2 separate regions of the Mus musculus genome follow, and region 1 is linked to region 2. Evidence: chromatin loops called from intact Hi-C (ENCODE). Cell type or tissue: heart. All regions are shown on one strand.

Region 1 (8,000 bases), 110 kb after region 2:
GTACTGGCTGGTTTTGTGTCAACTTGACACAAGCTAGAGTCATCACAGAGAAGGGAGCCTCAGTTGAGGAAATGCCTTTTTGAGATCCAGCGGTAGGGCATTTTCTCAACTCGTGATCAATGGGAGAGAGCCCAGCCTAATGTGGGTGGTACTATCCCTGGGCAGGTGGCCCTGGGTTCTATAAGGCAGGATGAACAAGCCATGGGAGCAAGCTAGTAAGCAGCATCTATCTGTGGCCTCTGCATCAGGTTCCTGGCCTGACTTTACCTTCATGAGAAACAGCAATGTGGAAGTAAAAGAAACCCTTTCCTCCTTAACTTGCTTTCTGACCATGGCGTTTTGTCACAGCAGTAGAAACCCTAAGGAGCCACATTTGTGAAGTGCCTCTTGAAGCCTGGAGGTGTTGGATACCCGAAGACTAACAGATGTGTATGAGCTGCCAGATGGGTGGGTGGGTGTGGGGATCGAACCTCTGATTCCCTGGGAGAACAGCCAGTGCTCTTAACCTCTGAGTCATCTCTCCAGCCTACTAATGAAATTTTGTAGGTATATAATATTAGAATACTATAAATAGCTTGCAGAAAAGTTTTCTCCCCCAAGGGGGGCTCTCAATGTATAGCTCTGTCTGACTTTGAATCATTATTTAACCCAAGCTGACCTTGCACTCTTGGCAATCCCTGTCTCAGACTCACAACTAGAGATTAAAAGTATGTGTCACCAAGCCCAGCTAAACTAAATTTTGTTAGTGTGTGAGAGGGGAGGGAGAGGGAGAGGGGTCCAAGAGCATCTTTGTGGAGTTGGTTCTCCCCTTCCACCTTTACCTAAGTACCTGGGAGCAAACTCGGTTCTCTAGGCTTGTGTAACAAATACAATTATCTGCTGAGCCAACTCACCAGACCCTAAACCAAATCTTTTAACTTGGGTCAGTAGAGCTTTACACTGAACAGGAAGATAGCAATTCATTTGTGCCACTATAATAAAACTACTTAAGACTGGATCATTTAGTAGGCACAGAAACTACAGTTTTAGACTCTAGAAAACTCAAAATGAATTTGCCGGTAAGCCTGGCAATTCCATTTCCAAAGATGCCTTGAATTTTGAATAAAGCAATGAAGTTGCCATCAAGTTTAAGGGGAAATGATTTTTTTTTTTCAGTAAGTGGGGTTGGGTTAGTTGGTATCTGTATGGAGAATAAAATAATGGACTTTTATCCCTTGTTATACTTTCAAAAAAGTTGTCAGAGTAAACAATAGACTTAAATGTGGAAAGTGAGCGATCTAAAAGAAATGTTTCAAGAGCCTTTGAGTAGAGAGAGTCTTACACATGGCACAAAAGAAATGATTATAAACTGAAGAAGAACGAAGACCAAAGTGTGGACACTTTGCCCCTTCTTAGAATTGGAAACAATCACCCATGGAAGGAGTTACAGGACAAAGTTTGGAGCTGAGACAAAAGGATGGACCATCTAGAGACTGCCATATCCAGGGATCCATCCCATAATTAGCCTCCAAACGCTGACACCATTGCATACACTAGCAAGCGTTTGCTGAAAGGACCCTGATATAGCTGTCTCTTGTGAGACTAGGCCGGGGCCTAGCAAACACATAAGTGGATGCTCACAGTCAGCTATTGGATGGATCACAGGGCCCCCAATGGAGGAGCTAGAGAAAGTATCCAAGGAGCTAAAGAGATCTGCAACCCTGTAGGTGCAACAACATTATGAACTAACCAGTACCCCAGAGCTCTTGACTCTAGCTCCATATGTATCAAAAGATGGTCTAGTTGGCCATCACTGGAAAGAGAGGCCCATTGGACACGCAAACTTTATATGCCCCAGTACAGGGGAACGCCAGGGCCAAAAAGTGGGAATGGGTGTGTAGGGGAGTGGGGGGGAGGGTATGGGGGACTTTTGGGATAGCATTGGAAATGTAACTGAGGAAAATACGTAATAAAAATATTTTTAAAAAAGAAATGATTATAAATTGATCTGTGTGAAAACTTGTTTCAGACGATATTAAGAGATGCCAACTGGCACAAGGTGTCTGCAATAAATGCATCCAAGAAGGAAGTCACACCCAGCCATGCAAAGAACTGCAAACGGAACAAAACTAACATTTCCTTTAAAGACATTATGCAGAAGACACTCCTCATCGTTATGCATCTGTTCTTTTACAGTCTAGTTTCTGCAGGGTTCACAGAAACGGAAAACAACCTTGAATGGAAAGATCCAAAACGATGCTCTCTACCTTCCCTTACAGATCTGCTTAGCTTCAGTTTAGTTGAGCTAATTTGATCTTCTCAGTACTTACTAAAACCTGAAACCTGCACCTCTTTGAGTTTAGTGGCCAGCTGGCCCTGGTCTGCCTCAAGTGTCTCTCCCACCTACTTCTCCTTTCCCACAAGTGGATTCAGATTCCTTTCTGGGACCTGTTATCTTCTATCAGCCCTTCCCCGCCCCGGCTCGACCCCCCCCCCCCTTCAAACAACCCATTTACAATACAGATGGGATATACCTACAGGTGGCAAATGTGTTACACTTTAAACTTTGTAGTATTCCACACTTCCATCTCTTGATGACCCCATACATACTTAAATCTTTGTAACCTCCGTTTCTCCATCTTGAATATGGGCTCAAGTTTCTCTGTATTTTCAAACGTCCTCCCACCGTTATTTTTTGCATCTGCAAGGGGTGATTGATTGGTAGGTTGAGGTTGTAACAAAAAATTATAATACCCACGATAGCTAGCAAGCACAACTAGGCGTTTGGCCAGTATGGAAAACGTGCTAGAAAAGTGGGGAAGACAAAACTTAGGTCTTTTAAAGTTAGAACTCAGAAAAGTGGGCGAGTTTAACAGTGGGGATATGTACACAAATGCCTGAACTGTAATTTCTTTTTCTTCGTGGACTGTCATGTTTCCAGACTGAGGTCTTATATATATCTTGTTTGAGGAAGCCAACGACCACTTCAATCATTTCACCTACTAAAACAGACTTGGTAAAACGAGTTACTGAGCGTTATCAAGAGCTTTTAAATCAAGTTTGGTGAACCTATAACTGCCACTCCCTCCTGTTGCCCCTTACCACTCAGTTTCAAAGAATTCGCAGGAAACTTCCTAGTGTGATGTTTGGCTCTAAGGACGGCGGGGGACGGGGGGCTTACTGGTTACTTAGAACACAAAGCAGCAATAAGACCATTAGCTATAGGTCACTTTCATCCACGCGGTGCTTGTGAAACAGGCTTTTCTTGGTTTGGAAAGCCGACTTAGGAAGGAAGCTTGGGGTGTGGAGCTCTGGCATCTGGCAGGCCCTCCGGAAAACTCCGTCCTCCATGCCGGTAACGTGACTTCCGGCGAGCCAGGCCGTCCGGGTTCTCCACGGAGAGAGTCATGCGAACTGATGCGCCATCCCGGGCTCTGCTGCCGGAAAAGACCTGGCTGCCACGAGTGACGTCACGCACAACTTGGCCGCCGGCGGTAGCCATGATGAAAACCGGAGTAAACGGAGCTTAACGTGACACTCCTTAGCGAAGCCAGAACTACCTCCCGACGGATCCCCAGTACCTTACAGTGGGCTCCGAGACAATATTTCAAAGCTTACAAGCCATGCCGGATCCCCCACGGGCGTACGGCGGGGCGCGGGACTCACGGCCACGCCCTCGGGGCGGGGGCTTGGCTGCGTCACGGGTAGGGGCGGGGCCGGAGAGCGTTTCCTCCTCTTTCCCAGCCGGCCCCGCGCCTACCTGCCCACCCTTCGCCTCCTTTTCCGCGGCTGCATGCTGCGCGACCGCTGATTGGCTACGGAGGACGGAAGCTCAGTTGGGGTTTCTTTAGAAGTTTTCCCTTCCTGGGCGGCGGCGGAGCTGGTAACCAAGGTAGAAACGCTCAGGCAGAAGCTTTCTTGACTCCTAGGGATGGCGGCAGCTGCAGCAGGACCTGCATCGTCCCAGCGGTGCGTGATTTTCTTCACCTTTGCTGTTTGTCTTTCTATTCTTTCCTTGATTAGAGAGACCTGCTGAAGTCGTTGTTTTCTTGGCAGGCTTTTCCAGAGCTTCTCAGATGCTCTGATCGACGGGGATCCCCAGGCAGCATTAGAGGTGAGTGAGCTCACTGGGACTGTTGGGTCCCTACAGACCCCTCCTCTTCCCGGCATTACCTTCGTGGGAGCAAAGCTACAATGTATCTAAGTCCCAAAATTAAGATACTTAATCTCTTTGTCTCCTTAATACCTTTGCCATAGATCTTGCCCTTCCTCTCCACAAGCTCCCGATGAGGGCACCTCCCTCCCATTTATTTCTTGGAAACATAGTTACTGTCTGTGGTTGCACTTATAATGGCATTTATGATCAAGGAAAAGGCGAAAATAGGGCTTGATGTATCAATTTTTTACTTTAACAGTTATGTTTGCCCTTATATGTCAGGTACTGTTAAGTGTCCTTAATTAAATTTACTAAAGAACATTTTCCCTCTGTGCCTTCCACTTTACAGATGACTGTGGTTGTTCTTTATACAGTTGTTTATAAAACCGCGCTTTTTATCTAGGCTGGCCTTAAACTTTGGATCCTGCGAGTTCTTGGGATGTATCAGTAAATAAACCCTGCCTACATTTTAGTATTATATGATTTGCTTTTGGGCCATTTCAGGTGAAGTCTAGAACAAACTAGCTTTGTACGGATGTTTCTTAGGAGCGCTGGCTGGACTCCAGAGAGTTATCGGCACATGTCAAGTATGGTGGTACAGGCCTGTAATCCTGGTACTCAGGCGGTGAATGCCCTAGGGTCAGAAATTCAAGGTCATCCTCAGCTACTTTGTGAGTTGAGGCTAGCCTGGGATGTGTGAAATTCTTCCCGACACTTCAGAGCTCCCCCGCTGGAAAAAAGGAAACATTTTTATGTTTTGAGCCTTAGAGAAATCACTTTTGTAGAGACTAGCAGACTAGGATAGCTACATTGTTGTTTTAATGTTACAAGCTCCGCTTTGTATTCTTAGGTCTACAGAGTGATCATGAGGTTTGATAGCGCGGTATTAGAGAGCCTGCTGGTGTTGGCGCACACCTTTAATCCCAGTGCTTGGGCGGCAGAAGCAGGTGGATCTCTTGAGTTTGAGGCCCACCTGGTCTACCATGAGAGTTCCAGTATGGCCAGAATTACACAGAGAAACCCTGTCTCAAAAGAAACAAAACAACAAAAATCAAGGCATTAGTGACTTTGAGATTAGGGCTACAGACGCAAGTATCTTTATATTTTCTGCCAAAGGAAATTAAAACCCGAATTGAGAGTAGGGGGAAGGACTGAAAAAGGAGAAGGAAATGAATAATTATTAAAAGGTTATTGAGTGCTGGCTACAGATCTAGGCTGCCCCCAAAGCCCTAATAATTGGCAGATGCTGCCCCTTCTAATGTGTTCCATGCAATTCTCTACAGCCCCTTGGCTACCTCACATTCTGGACTTTACTAGTTTCTTCTATTTGAATGAAAATGGGTACCAATGAAGCATGGGTACAAGGGTAAGAAGTTTATTTTAAACTGCCAAGGCTGTCTCTGAGGAGAGCAGCAAGATGCGGGGTGGGGGGATGTAGGGGGGTATACGTGTGTGTGTGTGTGTGTGTGTGTGTGTGTGTGTGTGTGTAAGATCTTCTGGGTTATATGGAAGCCATACCTGGGCCTGTGGGCTGGGTTAGGGGGTGGGGGACTTGTGAGTATGGAATAAGGAAGTGTGGAGGCTACCATTGACCTTGACACGCCAATGAGAACCACAGAGATATGTTAATGTATCCCTTTTGCCAGAGATGAGGGGAAAACTTAGCACATAGGAACTATTTCAGACTGGGGAAAGGGATTTCTTGGCGGGCTTGGGGGTGGGGTGGGGTTGGGGACGACGACTGACATTGTTTCTGGTCCTGCTTGGTTTTACTCTGTTCATGGTACAGTAGCCAGCATGACAGTTGGATCATGTCACTCTCCTACTAGAACTTTCCATGTCCTTCCCTCGAAATGAAGGTCCAAACAATTTCTTTCCAATGCCCATCAGGGTGCCTGGTGCAGTGGATATCTTGGAACTCTTTTTCTTTTTGTAGAGCTACACTGTTTGAGGTGCATCTGCTTTTGCTCCACATACACTTGACCTTTATCTCATTTTACTCGGCGATGCCGAATTCTTTAGGTTTCGCCCGAAATGGTTCCTGCTGAGGGGAGCTAGTTTTTCTGTCTAAATTAGGTCTGAAAATAAATAGCCTCAAGACAGCAGGGGGTTTTGTGTATCTTGATTCCTTTCTGCTGTGTTCTCAGTATAGCACTTGGGACTCCTCCTGCATGATTCTTGCAACCCTCTTCATTGGCATAAGCTACATTTTTACTCAGTAGGGAGTTGAAGTACAGAGTAAAAAGGTTAACTTGATCAAAACAAAGAGGCTTGGAAGCAACAGGTTTCTAGTTTCAAGGGATTAAGGTCATCTGGCAGGGAGAGAACCTGGGCTATGTGATACACCAACTAGGAGCTGACTTGGAAGCCACTTGGTTGAGAGCAGTTTGAGATTGGTAAACATGTGGTGGCAATCAGTGCTGACATTCTTCTCTAAGCAATGCTTCTGTGCTTAGACCCCAGCTAGGTGAAGGTAGGGAAAAGAAGAGGAACCAGATTGAGATACGCACACACCCACCCACCCACCCACCTAGAGATTCTTTGAACATTAATTAGCATTTTTAAAGTAAATTTGAAAATTTACTAAAAGTTAGTATTAATTAAAAACATTTTTTTCTTTTTTTTTTTTCTTTTTTTGGTTTTTCGAGACTGGGTTTCTCTGTATAGTTCTGGCTGTCCTGGAACTCACTCTGTAGACCAGGCGGGCCTCGAACTCAGAAATCCGCCTGCCTCTGCCTCCCGAGTGGAGTGCTGGGATTAAAGGCGTGCGCCACCTTTTTATTTTTAAAGCTTTGCTGGAGTTTGAACCCATGCAAAGTACATGGTCTACCGCTGTGCCTCCTCCTCCAATTACCGAGGCAGGGTTTCACGAATCCCAAGCTATCCTCAACTCATGTGTAACCCAGGATGACGTTGAACTTGTGCTCCATGCATTCCGGGATGCCAGGCCTGTGTCAGGGATCGAACCCAGGGCTTCCTGTGTGCCAGGCAAACATTTTACCAAGTGAGCTACAGCCCCAACCCATCTAAAAGGTCTTCATTTTCATGTCTTACATTCCCCCCTCATTACTGTTCTGGTTAGTGTCGTGCTTCTGGCTGTGGGTTTTGCTCGCCTGTTTCTTTTTCTTTGTGGCGGTGGAATTGATGCTGTTCAAGTGCTCTACCACGGAAGCCACAGAACTCATTTTCTGCAAGTGTCTTTTTGGACTTGTTTACAATATGTTTGGCTTAGGTCTGCTCTAATTCCTAGCCTTTTGCTGCTGTGATTCACGTGTTGGCACCAAGGGTGTTGCCTCTTGCTATTTCCACCGGCAGCCATGCTTCTCTGCAGGCAGCAACTTTTCGTTTTTGTTTTGTTTTTTGTTTTTTCGAGATAGGGTTTCTCTGTATAGCCCTGGCTGTCCTGGAACTCACTCTGTAGACCAGGCTGGCCTCGAACTCAGAAATCCGCCTGCCTCTGCCTCCCGAGTGCTGGGATTAAAGGCGTGCACCACCACACCCGGAGGCATCAGCTTTTCAAAAACAAACAGTGCTACACTAAAAGCATGTCAGCTAAGATTATGAATCATTATCTTAATGATTGGTTTGGGGCTTTATTATAACTCACTTATTCATAAATCCATTTGTATGTTTGTAAATTCCTTTAGGTTTGGCTCTCATTGTTTTTGATTGTTTGTATGGTTGTCTTAGAAACGTCTCTTTTGTTACATCCTTACCAAGTCTGCACGCTTTAGGAGACTGAACTGTTCTTAACTAACAACTGACTAGTGGTTCTAAAGAGCATTTACAAGTGGCTTGAACTACTGAAGCTCTGACTTGACTTTGTAAGCAGAGGAATGAATAATCTGTGGCTCATCCTATAATC
Region 2 (8,000 bases):
GCATATACCTGTAACCCCAAAAACCCCAGCACTGTGAACACTGGTCAAGTTCCAGGCCACCTGAAGCTATTTGCTTAAGTGTCTCAAAACAAAAAGAGAATAACAAAAGTGCCCTATCTCCCCAAACTAAAACAACCACCACCAAACAAATAAAAGCCACAGCAACACCACCACCCACATTAAATGTCAAAACTGGTTAAGCCTCTAGAATTTCATTGCTCTGTTTTTCTAAGAGAAATAAAAATTATCCTTAAAGCTTGGCATTAGTTGGGCAGTGGTGGAGCGCTGTTTTAATCTTTTAAGCACTCAGGAAGCAGAGGCAGGCAGATCTCTGAGTTAGAGGCCACCTTAGTCTACAGAGGTAGTTCCAGGATAGCCAGGGCTACACAGAGAAACCCTGTCTCAAAAAGCCAAAGCAGGTAAAAGACTTTGTTTTTAAAATATTAAGAAAAATAGATACTTAAAAATTCCTTGTTTGGGCAGGTAAGATGGCTTAGTGGGTAAAGGTGCTTACCACCAAACCTGACCACCAGATTCAACCCCCAGGACCCACATGATAGAAGAACAGACTCCTGAAGTTGTCCTCTGCTATTCGCATACCAGAGAACATCCACAACAACAACAACAACAGCAACAACACACAGACACACACTTTAAAAAATTCCTCACATTGTGCAAAATGATGTAGTAAAACAAAGTGACTGTTTGTAGCAACAATCTTGTAGTTTATCTACTGGAGACTGGGTAAGTGAACTGCGTGCACTCCCACAGGCTTTTATTGAACAGAAAGGCAGCACACAGTTCCCTATGTACTGACATGGGAGACACCTTCAGGATACACTGTTCAGTTAAAAAAACCTCTGTACCCTGTGAACAAGATGGAATAAAATACATACACACAGAAACAATGAAAGGATGGACCTGAGCAAAGGGGGAGGTGACTTCTGAAGAGTAACATAATTAGATGGCTGGGGACAGGGATGGCTGACTGAGCACTGGGGCCTACATAAATATCCAGAAGTTCTCACAAATTATAGATGTCTGGTGGAAAGAAATAAGAAGTACCCTAAAAGTCCTGTCAATCAAACCCTGTATGATGTATTAATGGAGCTATTCTAATATACTCCTCAGAGTACCTCTTTAAAGCTAGAGTTTGTAAGGCAAACAGTTGTCTCTATTGTTCCTATACCGAGTTACTTACAGCTGATTATACCACACAAAGAATACTGTATTAAAGCACCATTCAAAATTAAATAGTTTTCACTAATAAATTACTAGATATGTAGGGAGATGCACACAGACCTCTAGAAAGATAATTTATTTTCATAACTCATTAAAGTTATTTTATTGCATAGGTACCTCCTGGGATATTTTTTTCAATTTATGTGGTTTTAAAATCTCATGGCAGTTTTGGTAGGGATTAGCCTAAGCCAAATAAAATATGCACAATCTTTAGCACCTACTAGCAAAGCCAAAGGGAAGAGCAAAACTCCTCTCAAAGCCTAAGATGATTTAGTAGTGTGTAATGGCAGACTGTAGCACAAAATATGGCATCATTCCGTGGTGTACAATAGTTCTGCCAAGTAATACGTTATGTATATGCAAGACACTATAGGGTTTGCTTTTTCAAGACAGGATCTCTCTGCGTAGATCTGGCTGTCCTTGAACTCACTCTGTAGAACAAGCGGCCCTTGAGCTCGGAGATCTGCTTAATAGCCTCTGGATACTGGGATTAAAGATGGGAACCACCTCTGCCCTTGCTGACCCTGTAGTTTTTCAAAACGTATTTTCTGGGTCTACGCCCCTGTGAGTGTGTAAGGACATGAGCATAGCCGCTAATGGAGGTCAGAAGAGGCTGTCGGACACCCTGAAACTGGAGTTACAGGTAGTGTCGAACTGCCATGTGGGTACTGGGAACTGAACCTCAACCCTCTGCAAGAGCAGGAGTTGTTACTGACTGTGAAGCCATCTCTCCAGTCCCCATAGCCCACAGCTTTTGATACAGTAGCTTGTCTGATTGTAGAATGTCTAAGAGGGAAGAAAGCCAGCTGACGTCTTACTTTATGCTTTAAAAGTTGGATCTAAGTGGTGGTGCACACCTTTAATCCCAGCACTCCGCGAGGTCAGCCTGGTCTACAATAGCCTGAGTTTCAGGACAGCCAGGGCTATACAGAGAAACCCTGTCTTGAAAAACAAAAAAACAAACAAACAAACAAAAAGTTGGATCTAGGAGTCTAGCCATGGTACACACCTTTTTTGCCAGCACTTGGGAAGCAAAGCCAAGTAGATCTCTGTGGGCTGCGGGCTAGCCTGGTCTACAGAGTGAGTTGCTGTCTGGAAACCCTGTCTTGAAAAATCACCGCCCCCAACCCCCTTGCAAAAATAGTGGGCTCAAGGCTTTCAGCATAAGGTATATTACAGCTGCTCCCTTTGTATCTCACCAGGGAATAATGCTGTTCTCCTTCCTGTGGAGAACAGGAAAAACTACAATATTCCTTTTTAAGGGGCAGGTATTCCATAAACAAGATTATCCCACTCACTGTCCATTTCCTCAAAGTCCCCAGAAATAATTTGGCCTTAAAATCAAAGTCAGATTGATGAAAAGGAGAAGGCTATAGCTTTCATAAGAGGAATCAAACAAAAGAAACCTTTTTAGGTTTTGAAGAATAAAGAGCACTATACACGAAAGTGGCTTATACACACTAAAGTCAAAAAAACAACACATCACGTGAATATTTTAATAAAAATTTCATACAGGCCTATTGTCTGCTATCCAGCACTTGCAGTAATCACAGAATTTCTTTGGTTGTGACTTCCAGTAGTCGGCCCTGAAAAGATAAAAACAACTCTAAGCTTATCCAAAAATTGAAAGGAATTTTTACAGTTGTTAAAAAATGGGATATAAGGCTGTTTTCGGACTTCTGTCTTAGCAAAGCAGTTGTATTATTTATGTAAAGCTAAAGTCCGTGGAAAACTGCTCTCCGGTGAAGGTAAATCACACTGCACCGAGATGAAGAAGTCTCAAAGTATTTCTCTTTCCCGTGCCCTTCTAGCTAATTCATTCGTTCTGGGGACGCGAGGCTGGGAAAAGCCCCTGGACGTCTGAGGCCGCAGCGCCACCCCGGCCCCGGGCCCGGGCCCCGGCGGGCGGGCGGGGGCGGCACCCGAGTCCCCGGCTCCTGCCTAGAGGGCGGCCGCGTCTCCGAGAGAACCGGCCCCGCAGGTCGGGCGGCCCCGGGCGAGCGGAGGGGCGGGAGGAGGCCACTCGCGGGCGCCTGGCGGCGCAAGCCCGACCCGACCCGACCCGACTCACATGACGGCGGCAGCTCCGCGGGCAGCCCGCGATCCCGCTCACTGATGTCCGCCGGTGGCTCAAGCCAGGACCTCTCGGTCTCGGCGTCCCCCCCGGGTACGGCGTTTCCACGGGTGGACTACGGCGGCCGCGACGGCCCAACCCGCGCGCGCGGTTGTCACCGCCTCTTCCCCTCCCCCACGGGGCGGTACTCGCGGCGCCTGAGAGGTGGGGTCGGTATAAAGGGGTTGAGGTCACCCAGAAGGGACGAAAGCGCGACGGGACCGGAGCCGCGGGCCCCGAGCGTCCGACCCAGGCTCCATCCCGCGGTCCTCACGCCTCCCGGGATCCAGAACCTCCACTCCCGAGCTGGCTCGCAGCCGAGAGGCTCGATCGCCTCCCCCCAGCCCCGGCCGCACGCCGCCGTTCCCACAGCCGGCGCCGCCCTCGGCTTTGCCGGCTTGCCCGCCCGCTCTGTGACCGGGGAGCAGCCCGGGACCTGACGGCTGAGAAAGAAAGGCGCAGCCGCCCGTTCCGGGAGCGCACGGGGCGCCCGGCTTCGGCTCAGAACTTTCCAGGGGCGCGCACCGGCCCCGCTCCTCCCCCCCGCCACGCCCGCGCGCTCCGCCGGGCTCGTGCCCGCGCGTGGGGCAGCGGCCGCGGGGGCGGCTTCGGCGGCGCGAGTTGCAGCAGAGTGGCTGAGTGGTAGCGGCGCTGACGCTAGTCAGGTGGGTCACAGCAGTGCTTGTAGCAGCACTTCCCATATGGTCTAGCGGTTAGGATTCCTGGTTTTCACCCAGGCGGCCCGGGTTCGACTCCCGGTATGGGAACAGTGTCACTTTTTGCTCTAGTTGAGTTTACTTGCTTAGTGGCTCTGGCTGACTTCTGCAGCCGTGTTCGGGGTGAGTTTGGGAGCAGGCAGTGTAGTTGCTCCCGTGGATGGGAGCTTGGCTCTCGGAGGCCGGAGGAGCGCGGCGGCCGCTCTCGGGCCCGCTGCGAGAGGAGTTTCGCTTTCCCCGCGGCTGTACCCCGCCCTCAGCCCGTACTTTTCCAGGCGCTCGGGAGGTGATGATTAACTTGGGCCTCGCCTTATCTCCCCCCGCCCGGGTGCCCCCTCGGCCCACACCCTGCTCCGCCGCCCCCTTCCTACTCGGCGGGCCGGGGCGTGCCCGCTGCGCTCCAGTTACTGTCAACAGCGGCTGGAGACCACCCCGCTGCTCCCTATCGCCAGACCCCCGCCGATCCCTTGTCGCCGGCTGGGCTCTAGGACCCCCGCCGCGTGCACCCGAGCCCGGTCCACCGCTCCCCCCCCCCCCCAGCAACCCTCGCCTCAAGGCTTTTGCAGAATGTCTCTTATTTTCCTTCTAACTCCCCTTTCCTCTTCAAACACACGGCAAACTGCGGAGAAGAAAAATACCACTGGGATGAGATGTCTTGAAAGAACAGAGCCGGCTTTCCCGGAGGCTGTTTGGAGCGTCACTGATTTAAAAAAAAAAAAAAATCATGGGATGGAGGTGGAGCTTGGAAGACAGAAAATTAGCCCGGAGACTGGGGAGGGGATGTTACAACAAAGTTGCACTGTACTTTTAAATATAGAAGCCCTGTGTTTATTACAAAGAAGCGGCCCAGCTGTGTCAGCAGCCTGAGCGCCGTACACGAAACAAAAGCGTTATCATAAATGCAAGTTGAAATTAGAAAATTGGGGCAGCTGTAATGTTTAGTCTGTTGGGCCTTTGGGCACAAATAAGGAAAAACTGACTCCGGCGGATGAGTTTCTGGTCAAAACCATTACTGAGCAGAAGTTTTGGTTGTTTGTGTGTTCCCAACAATATTTTATAGCCTTAACTGGCACAGCTGAGTTTGAAAATAGCTGTTAATGTGATCTATGCGATTAGGGATTAATGAGCCTTTCCTCGTAAAAATTAAACCTAGAAAACTCCTTTAGCGAATATTTAAAACATTAACACAAGTCCTTATGCATGTCAGGTTCCCCACCCCCCACCTCCAGATGTTTTGAGGTGCCTGCTGAACAGCAGGCGCTTTAGGTAGGTGGGTAGTGGCTGGATAGAATCCCTTTGGCCTCCAGTCCTTAGCTATGGGATCGTGCGAAGGTCTTTGACCTGAGTGTAGTGGTGTCTTCTAGCTTTAGAGCCGTAAGCGTGTCACCATCATTATATTACTACGATAGTTTCTCCGTGTGGCTCGAGATAGCCTAGAACTCACTAGGAGCCGGAGCTGCTGAGGTTTATGGTCCTCCTGCTTCTGCCTCTCAGCAGTGGGCCTGAGGGTAAGGTGAGTCTGTTCAGACCTCATCTCAGTCTCACGTACCCCAGGGTAGCCTCAAAGTCTCTGCGGTGATGAAGATCTCCTTTGCTCTTGCACCTCCTGCCTCTTCAGTGCTCAGGTCACAGGCTTATGGCACCAGACTCGATTTTTTTTTTTAAGTTAATTACAATTCCTTATGTTTATGAATGTTTGCCTTCCTGTGTGCCACCTGTGTGCCTGGTGCCCAGGGAGGTCAGAACAGGCCAGATCCTGGAAATTGGAGCAATGGGTGGTTGTGGGCCTCCCTATTTGGGTGCTGGGGAATCAAGCCTTCATTTCCGCAGGAGCAACAAATGCTTCGAACCTCTCGAGCAGCCGCCTAGGTTCTCCAGAGCAGCACATTCTCCACAGAGTGTAGATAGGTTAGAACCAGGCACTTTGTTCTAGATTTGGAAGAAAGGACTCCTATCCCTGCTTTGTTTAATTTTTGCAAGTATTTGACCGGTGCTGAATAAAGCCTGTGTTATCATAGATGGAAGAGTAAGTGATCGCCGGTGGGCATACTGCATGTTTGGGGTGAGTTTAGGACAGTGGTACGGTGAGAGCATTCCTCCCCAAGATGTCCTCTGTCTAGCTCTGGGCCAGGTGGGGAACAGGCAGGCAGGGTCCGAGTTACACACAATTGTTCCTAGAGGTGGGGTGGAGATTTGGCTCAGGGAAGGGCAAGAATAGAGAGTGTTTGCCCTGCACCTTGAAGAACTGGTTGGATTTCTCCCAGTGGGGAATGTAAATCATAAAACCTGAGGTGGATGAGACTGGGACCCGGAGACTAGCAGGAAGTAGGGGTCGGTAGGCATGCGGTGCCTGGGGGGAGCTGGTGGCAGAGCAAGAAGAGAGGCAGGAATTTCAAACTTTGCAAGTTTGAGGAGGTTACACATTCTTTTAATCAAGGGTCGACCTTTTATATCAGGAGAGTTCTGCAAACATTTTTGACTCTTTGTTCTGTGTTGTTCTTGTTATTGTGAGACTGATTCTTACTATCATAGCCCAGGTTAGCAGATGTGTTCTGCCACACCCAGCTTCGTCTCTGAAAAGCTTGAGTGTGGCCGTGGTGTGTGAAACAAGAAATCTTACTTCAAAAGACTCAGACAGTAGAGGAAAACGCAGACTGTTGCGTGCCTGTAGCTTTTATGTTTAGGTGTTGAATATTTTCAAATCAATAGAATGGAAAAGCGATTAATTAGACTTTATAAGGATGAAGACTGGGTTTTTGTTGTTGTTGTTTTTGGAGACAGGGTTTCTCTGTAAAGCCACGGCTGTCCTGGAACTCACTTTGTAGACCACTTTGTAGACCAGCCTGGCCTCGAACTCAGAAACCCGCCTGCCTCTGCCTCCCAAGTGCTGGGATTAAAGGCATGGGCCATCATGCCCAGTGAAGTCTGGGTTTAAATTATGGGAGTGAATTGCAGGTGTCCTTTGCAAGACCTTAATAATTCCTGAATAGCTGGGAAATAATATTTGATAAATATCTGAAGATTCTTTTGTTGGGTTGCTGGTGTCTAAGGTGCTCTGTCTAGACCACAAATAGCTAGCTGTACCAACTGAGTGCTAATTCACCCAGGCCATGTGGTGATAGTTGCTACTGTCAGGTGCAGCCAGGAGAGGTGTGAAAGCTCCATGGAAAGGGAGGAGTAGGAGACAAGGTGAGTTAGGCCAAATCCAGAGCCGTTCCGCTGCCCCAAGGCCTCTGCTTCCCCATTTCAACTGCCTGTCTGGCCATCACTGCCCCTCAGCCACCGTTGGCCTTGTGGCTGACTCTTGAGTGTGCCTCGGGGTTTTATTAACACTTGTTCTTCTGCCTCCACCTCCCCTCATCTCAGGCCTGCCTGCCTTTCTCAGAAAGGCCTTTCTGGACACATTAGCCAGTCTCTCTCTTTTTAGTTACTTTCTGGTTAATTTACCTTGCTTGTTCATTCATGTTTTCTTTCCTTGCTTGCTTTTGGCTGCAATTAACCTGTTCACCTTTTTTTATATTAAAAAGAATATTCTCTCTTGTCCCTCTCATAACCCCTCCATCCCTCTGTTGAGAAGCTAACTTGTAGGACTCAGTTTTCTCTCTCTACCACTCGGACCCCTGGGATACGACTCCGGTTGTCAGCCTTGGCACCGGTACTTTTGCCTACTGAGCCATTTCACTGGCCCTTCTCCAAATTTTGAAAAAGATTCCTTTATGTGTATGAGCATCTTGTCACAGGGATGCGTGGGTACCAAGAGGGTGCTGGGTGTCACAGAGGTAGAGGAGGTTGTTCAATTCCTTAGGACTGGAGTCACCACTGGGAGCTAAGAACTGAACCTGGGTCCCTTTAAGAACAGCAAATGCTCTTAGCCACTGAAGCATCCCTACATGCGGCCCCCGCCCTCTCCCCCCCCCGCCCCCCCCGCC

Evidence for each region. A loop is a pair of places that touch in the nucleus more often than their neighbours do. Peaks named below come from ENCODE experiments on the same cell type or tissue, not always from the same donor. Only the 100,000 strongest peaks of a DNase experiment are listed, where the experiment ranks them.
Region 1: a loop joins it to region 2, with 4 times the contacts of the local background. A loop is called at or near these places in 12 of 42 quality-filtered maps.

The regions. Positions count from the first base shown.
Region 1 is chr14:79,583,919-79,591,918 of GRCm38, forward strand. It overlaps Sugt1 (SGT1, suppressor of G2 allele of SKP1 (S. cerevisiae)), which reads left to right and starts at 3,742. Exons shown (of 13, transcript NM_026474.6): 1 at 3,742-3,948; 2 at 4,036-4,093. The coding sequence starts at 3,911. In heart, no CTCF peak of the experiment used is centred here; DNase peaks (open chromatin) are centred at 3,353 and 3,763; H3K4me3 peaks cover 2,808 bases; H3K27ac peaks cover 1,911 bases.
Region 2 is chr14:79,477,618-79,485,617 of GRCm38, forward strand. Wbp4 (WW domain binding protein 4) reads right to left here and starts at 3,651. Exons shown (of 10, transcript NM_018765.3): 1 at 3,314-3,651; 2 at 2,756-2,828. The coding sequence starts at 3,315. It overlaps Elf1 (E74-like factor 1), which reads left to right and starts at 3,577. Exons shown (of 9, transcript NM_007920.4): 1 at 3,577-4,020. n-TEttc4 (a tRNA gene) reads left to right here and starts at 4,051; the gene lies at 4,051-4,122. In heart, CTCF peaks have their summits at 3,189 and 3,388; DNase peaks (open chromatin) are centred at 3,464, 3,954, 4,804 and 5,614; H3K4me3 peaks cover 4,325 bases; H3K27ac peaks cover 4,174 bases.